2 separate regions of the Mus musculus genome follow, and region 2 is linked to region 1. A link is a loop called in an ENCODE intact Hi-C map of the cell type or tissue named here. Cell type or tissue: heart. All regions are shown on one strand. Links, peaks and the distances in the headings refer to the core of each region. The heading gives the core; the rest is flanking DNA.

The links. A loop is a pair of places that touch in the nucleus more often than their neighbours do. Peaks named below come from ENCODE experiments on the same cell type or tissue, not always from the same donor. Only the 100,000 strongest peaks of a DNase experiment are listed, where the experiment ranks them.
Region 2: a loop joins it to region 1, with 2.6 times the contacts of the local background. A loop is called at or near these places in 1 of 42 quality-filtered maps.

What each region holds. Positions count from the first base shown.
Region 1 is chr13:40,998,312-41,001,950 of GRCm38, forward strand. Pak1ip1 (PAK1 interacting protein 1) reads left to right here and starts at 2,699. Exons shown (of 10, transcript NM_026550.3): 1 at 2,699-3,102. The coding sequence starts at 3,019. A730081D07Rik (RIKEN cDNA A730081D07 gene) reads right to left here and starts at 2,835. Exons shown (of 5, transcript NR_155347.1): 1 at 2,755-2,835. In heart, for the core only: a CTCF peak has its summit at 1,902 (motif pointing right); DNase peaks (open chromatin) are centred at 2,230 and 2,720; H3K4me3 peaks cover 1,579 bases; H3K27ac peaks cover 1,059 bases.
Region 2 is chr13:40,782,683-40,786,321 of GRCm38, forward strand. No RefSeq gene overlaps it. Among named protein-coding and RNA genes, the nearest start is that of Tfap2a, 51 kb to the left of the region's middle. In heart, for the core only: a CTCF peak has its summit at 1,881 (motif pointing right); no DNase peak of the experiment used is centred there.

The sequences.
Region 1 (3,639 bases), core at 412-2,911:
GGTCTACAAAGTGAGTTCCAGGACAGCTAGGGCTACACAGAGAAACCCTGTCTCGAAAAAAACATTAAAAAAAAAAAAGTATTGTTTTTTTCCAGATGTATCATCACTTTTTGTTGTGAATTCTTTGATCTGTTTTGAATTGCTTTTTGTACAATGTGAAAAGTATGAATGAATCTAGTTTCACCCTTTTTTTTCTTTTTCTTTTTAAGATTTATTTATTATATGTAAGTACACTGTAGCTGTCTTCAGACACACCAGAAGAGGGTGTCAGATCTTGTTACAGATGGTTGTGAGCCACCATGTGGTTGCTGGGATTTGAACTCCGGACCTTTGGAAGAGCAGTCGGGTGCTCTTACCCACTGAGCCATCTCACCAGCCCATCTAGTTTCATTCTTATGCAAGCAGATCTCCAGTTTGCTAGTACCGATTAATGAATGTTATCTTTTTCCCCCAAAGCATATTTGTTGGTTCCCTTGAAAAATCAAGTGGGCGTTTCCTCACCATTTCATTTCCAGGTCCTCCATTCCTTTAGTCTGACTGTTTTTACACCAGTACCAGGCTGTCGTTATCACTAATAAAGTATAATTTGAGGTCAGGTGTTATAATTCTCCTTGCTGTGTTCTTATTTCTCAGGATTGCTTTGGCTATTTGTGATAGCCCCTCATTTCTGGTTCCAAATGAATTTGGAATTCATTTGGCATTTTTCTAAATTCTTTCTAAATTCTAAATTCTAAATTTCTAAATTTCTAAATTTCTAAATTCTAAATTTTCTAAATTCTTGAACTATGATATCAAAATTCATATTATAATAGAAGATTATAATATGTAGATTAATTGCAGTAGGACAGCCATTTTCACAATACTAATTCTACCAAGCCACCAGGAGCATGGGAGATCTTTAGGTAACTTTCTCCAAGAAAGATAAGGGAAATTAACAAAATGGAGATGAAGAACTTTTAGCAATCACACTTCCTCTGTTGTAATTTTAAAAATACCTGCACTTGCCAGGCATGGTGGTGCACGCCTTTAATCCCAGCACTTGGGAGGCAGAGGCAGGTGGATTTCTTGAGTTCAAGGCCAGCCTGGTCTACAAAGTGAGTTCCAGGACAGCCAGGGCTATACAGAGAAACACTGTCTCAAAAACAAAACCATAAAACAAAAAACACAAAACAAAACAAATACCCGCACTTATATTTCTCCAACAGCAGCTGGTATTTCCCTGGTGGTAATAAGGGGGCGAGGCGCTTCCAGGAACAATAGGGTAAATAAACCACAGGGTTCTGAAGCAGTTTTACTCATCCCCCACCCCCATTTTTTTTGATATGATTACTATTGCATTAAAATGAGTATGACCCAATGTAAACTGTAACACACCATGTATGGACAAGATGAGACTTTTCACTTTGTTCCAAGCTAAGGAGACATGTTCCAACTTTAGTGGTTCTCTGGTGAAAATGATTAACATGCTCAGGACAACTTAGCAATACCTGGAGATAAATTAAGTAACACAAGGGTTGCAAGTGGAATAGCCCAAACTGGAAGAGCCTTTACACAATTGAAAAATCATCAAAACACCCAAAGTCAAATTAATTACTTCCCCCTATACTCAAGCAAAAGAGGCTGTGTCGACAATTTGCAGCCTTAGAGAACAAGTGTTTGGAAACAATGTCTAAGCACTTAAGAACTCCATTAATTCACAGGCCTGTGTGAAGATCTGACATAAGCACCAACCCACCCGCTTTGACATATGCACTCATCCCTGACCCCGCCTAAAGAGAAAGGAAAAAAGGATATTATTGCTTTCATTAACCTCTGCACCTCCCCCCCTTAAAGATTTATTTATTTATCTTTATGCATAGGAGTACACCACCATTGCTTCCTTCAGACACACCAGAAGAGGGCACTAGACCCCATCACAGATGTTTGTGAGCCACCATGTGGTTGCTGGGAAATGAACTCAGGACCTCTGGAAGAGCAGACAGTGCTCTCAACCGCCTAGCTATCTCTCCAGCCCTGCACTTTGTCCCTTAACTCGGGTAGAGATGTAGCCACTGTCCTCCTCCCTCAAGACAAATCTTTTTTCCTGTACCATAGGTCAGCACATGGCCAGTCTGATTAGATACAAGAAGCCAGTAGGCAAGAAAAGCTGAGGAGATGGACGGCTTGCCTGCAGGCGGGACACGGACTGGCAGGCCCGGGCTCGCAATCCAGCGAGGGGACACTGCCAACTCCGGGTCCCGCGAGCCCTGACCGTCCCCGGGCCGACCCTAATCTGCTCTCTCTCGGCACGAAAACAAAACCCTTTGCTTGTGATCCGAGCCATGGGGAAGCTGCAGGAGGAAAACGGGTGCAAGGAGGCGCCAGGCTGGGCGACGAAGTGAGACTGGCTGCAAATAAGAAAATCATAGTTAATCCCAGCACCCGGGAGGCAGAGGCAGGCGGAGCTCTGAGTTCGAGGCCAGCCTGGTCTACAGAGTGAGTTCCAGGACTGTCAGGGCTACACAGTGAAAGCCTGTCTTCAAAACAAAACAAAACAAAACAAGAAAAGAAAATCATAAATGGAGGAAATGCATTCCGGATCCCCAAATCACAGCAACCCTCCAGGAACTACAAGGGTTGTCTAGACAACCGCTGGCCACCGGAGCCGGAAGTGGGCCCGCCCCTTCCTTAGGCGCGCCGGAAGTTGGGGCTTCCGGGGAGAAGTTCCCTCCCATTTCCCAAGGCCGGCGGAGCCCACGGCTTCCCAGGACTTGCCTGCTTGACACAACTTTTCTTTCTCTCTGCTCTGAGAGCCTCCTCCCGCGGCTTCCTTCCTTAAGCTCGTCGCAGAAGGGTCACGTGACGTCCCACGTAACGGAGGACGGAGCGCGTCCTCCGTTATTGCCATTTGCAGGCGCCTAAAAGGTGCCCCCGGGCGGTGACGTATAACTCGCGCGCCGGCTGAGGAAGGGAAGGGCCAGCCTCCGCAGCCATCGGGTCTCCACGCCGGCGTCTCTTGCCCGGCACGAGTGCTGCGGAATGGAGCTGGTCGCCGGCAGCTACGAGCAGGTCCTGTTTGGGTTCACGGTACAGCGCGGGCCCGCGAAGAGTGGCCATCAGGAGGTGAGGCAGCGCGAGCCCCGGGGCTGCGGGGGACAGGCGGGCTGGTCCTTCCGGGGCAGGACCGTGGAGGTTGTTATTTATCGCTGGTTCTCTATGGGTCTTGGATGGCGGACTTTGTTGGAAAACGGACAGGTTTATGCAGCTAATCCCAGCTCTCGAGAGGTTGAGGCAGGAGGAGAGTGAGCTCAGAGCTTGTGTGGAAAGATCCTGCTCTTTACAGAGTAGAGGCTTCTCAGAATTGAAATAATATTTACTTGCTATAGTAGATAAAATGTCTACAGTAGGTAACGAGGAATGTTCATCTCTGTCGGGAGTGGATGAATGGCTGCCAGAAGTGGTTGGGGCCAACGTAGGGAGGTGACGGAGAGAGGAGGGCTAATGCTTGCAGAAATGAAGTTTGATGGGAGGAATGACTGATTGCTTTTTTTTTCCTTGAAAGGTAACTATAGTTGACAGCATTAATTGTGTATTTTAAACTAGCTACTACAGCGTATTTTGAACCAGCTCAAAAGGGGTTGCCTTTTTCATATCTGATCT
Region 2 (3,639 bases), core at 371-2,870, 220 kb before region 1:
AAGCCTCCCCAAACAGTACCAGCAACTGGGGACCAGGTATTCAAACACTGGAGACTATGAGGGACATCTCAATCAAACTGCCACAGTGAAAGGTCCAGTTTGAAGGCAGTATGGCAAAGAATGGCAGATGACAATAGGATCTCTGTTGAAGTCTCTTCATACACACTTGCATACGCGCACACACACACACACACACACACACACACACACACACACACACACATACTGTCACATGTGTAGGCTTAGTTTTTTTAAAAACCTAGTTTTAATAAGGGTTTTTAAAAGTTTTAGTATCCCTATTAGTCCACCACCCACCAGAGGAAAGGAAACGTTAATAAAGCGAAGGAGGATGTGGACCTGTTTAGAAATATATTTTAGATCAAATCCAATCTGTGTTGTCAGGATATCAGTTGTTTAGTTCACATGAATCAGTAGTGGCAGCCCAATCTATTTGTAAATACCGTTTATGAACCAGCAACGGCAGGCTGATCCAGAAGAAATTGCAAGGCTTGCCGGAACACCACCAGAAGTTTTTCAGTATGTTTCCCTCTATGAAGTCACAACAAATGATAACTAACAAAGAATGATAAGGCATACCAATAGCACCCAGCATCATCAGCTCAAGACCAGCATCAGCAAAGCCCAACGATGACCAACAAAGAATGGCAAGGTGTACCAATGCCACCCAGCATCGTCCACTGTCTGTTGGGCTATGTTTATATCCTTTCCAAACATCACGTGTTCTCTCAAGCATCCACTCTAGGAAAATATCACGTGCCGTTTTTCCAGGCTGCCCCCAGAAAAACACCATGTGTCTGTTCTTAGTAAAACATCTTCCCATGTGTGTGCTTCAGCAAAAACACCCTCTCGTAAGACAGTCTTCAGAATAGCATCACCTGACACAACTGAGTCTCTAAAGAAACCAGAAATTGCCACTTCACACACCCACACACACACTCACATGCTTTCCAAACATACATGCACAAGTAAATATATAAAGAAATGAACTCACAGAGCCATAATTGAAATCAAATGGAATACTAGCTGCCAGGAGCTGTGAGGGCAGGAAGGAGAGGTCAATGGGGACAAATTTTCGGCTCTGTCACATGAAGAGGTCTGTAGCAGTTACACAACCGTGTGAATGAACTTAACCATCACAGACCTGTACACCTAACACTAATTATGATGAAGACATTTCTGTTGTGTGTATTTTGCCATCACTTTCCCCACACGGATCTCTTTCACACTCCAAGTGTGCACAGCATTGTCCAGGCAATGTTAACTTTCCTGAGTCTGTCCTTAATGCATTCTGAAATGATTTTTGTCTTTGGGATTTTTCTTTCTGCTGTAGGATCCCACTGTGAGGTCTGTCTCCAGATCCAGCTCTCTGGCCCCTCCCTACCTTCCTAATGCTGTGATGAAAAGTCACCACACCCAGCTAGTCCGAGATATCTGACTGGTGGGGATATCTCTCAGATCACCTCTCACACTGTCCACCACCACAGCAGTACCCATGCTAGGTCACCAACGAGCCTTCCAGTAGCAGCGTCTGGGTTGCTCACATGGAATCCGGTGCTTTGCGTGCAGATGGAATGACTCACTGTGAAGGAGTTGAGCTTGGGCTCTAGCTGTAGGGCTTGCTGATTCTGACATATGCAAAGTCCACATTGTATCGGGGCATGAGATGGACCCCTATAGGTCTCCAGTGGGGGCCCACCCACAGTAACAAGGCATTGTCCTGGAGTGTGACTAGGCCTTCCTTCAGAAACAAGCAGCCAGGGTCTTCCTCTGATGTTTCTAAAGTATAGTTCTTAATGGGGTTCTGAAATGACTGCCCAACTGGTCAAACCCAAGTACTCAAATCCTTGTAATTCATAATTTAAGCAGCAGATGGCACCATATCACTGCTCTTTCTGCCTTTCTCGCTCCCTCCCTCCCCTTCCTCTTCTTCCTCCTCCCCTCTCCTCTTTCCCTCTCCCCACTTTCTCTTGCTCCCCTTCTCCCCTTTACCCCTTTACCCACTCCCTTTTTTTCCCATGAACCCACCTCCCCCCGCCCCACCCACACGTTATAAAGATCACTACCTATGCAATCCTGTGACATTAGGAGGAAATCTTTCACAAATGACATCTACTAAGGAAAAAAAAAAAAGAGCTGTTTTTGCAAAACAAAAGCATTAAGCAGTAATTGTCAAAACCAAACCTGTGCTTTTCCATTTAGACTGAGTAAGTTACCCAGTTGTGGGGAAAATATCTGAAGAGTTTGACAATGTCCTAACAGGCAGAAGGCTCTTCAGTTCAAGGCCAGACCCAGTCTTGAATCCTAGACATGTTATTGTCATATACAATATTTATGCTCAAAAACCCTACAATTGAGTTACAAGGTATGTGTCCTGGAGTGGGGGGGGGGGTCTCATAATGTTTAAGTGAGTTTATAATTTTGTGTTGGGTGACATTCCTGGGGTCTGTCTATCTTCAACAAATATTTGATGATAGTTTTACCTTTGCAAGTGAATGTATGAAAACACTTGCCAATTGTCCCTTCACAGGGAAAGAGGAGAGCCCTAAATAAAATAGAGTCCTGCCAAGATTCTTCGGTGGCCAGTTAACTAGCACCTTTGAGCGTACTTATTAAACAGTGAGGAAGAGATGCCTGGGTCCTTGTCCCCAAGGCTCCTGCATACATTTGTAGGATACATTTTTCGAACCAGGAATCCCAAAAGCACAGATATCCTCTCTCTCTCTCTCTCTCTCTCTCTCTCTCTGTCTGTCTCTCCCGCTCTCTCCCTCTCTCTTTCTCCCTCCTTCCCACCCTCTCCCTCTTACTTATTTTGATTTTATGCACATGAGTTTTACCTACATGTCTGTGTACCATCTGTATGCAGTTGCCATCAGAGACCAGGAAAGAGAACCATGGCTCTCAACATCCCTAATGCTTTAATACAGTTCCTCATGTTGTGGTATTCCCCAACCATAAAATTATTTTTATTGCAACGTCATAACTGTAATTTTGCCACTGTTAATGGGTAGTATAAATATCTGAAATTCAGATGGTCTTAGGAAACCCCGTGAAAGGGTCATTTGACACCCCCACCATGCCCCCACTGAACCAAGGGGTTGAGACCCACAAGTTGAGAGCTCCTTCCCTTGAACTATAGTTTCAGATGGTGGTAAGCTGCCATGTGGGTGGAAGGAATTGAATCCCCGCCCTCTGGAAGAGCAACCAGCTGAGCCATCTCTCCACCCCAGTGTAGACAACCCTTCAAGTGGATTGACCAGACAAGTACAGAAAGTATGAAGTATAAGGATAGACACTGCCACACTGCTCCAGTGCCCTCTCCAAAGCTGTTCACAGCACATGAGCACCGTGCCTCTCTAATGTCAGGCAGAGTAAGTACAACACTTTATAATCTTAACTTTACTTCCGAAATAGTCACCTTGATGTCATTTTGTTCTCACTTTGCCCATCACAGTGATGTGTCTACATTAGTTTATAAGTCTTGTTGCTTTAGTCAGCCACCCACTCCTATCTCTTGCTTACCTTTCCATTGGATTAGCGTCTGTGTTTAGAGCCATGTTAGTGGTTTTATCGTTTTCATTGCCTTGTCCAGCACACCTTGGTCCTGGAAACCTAACTGGG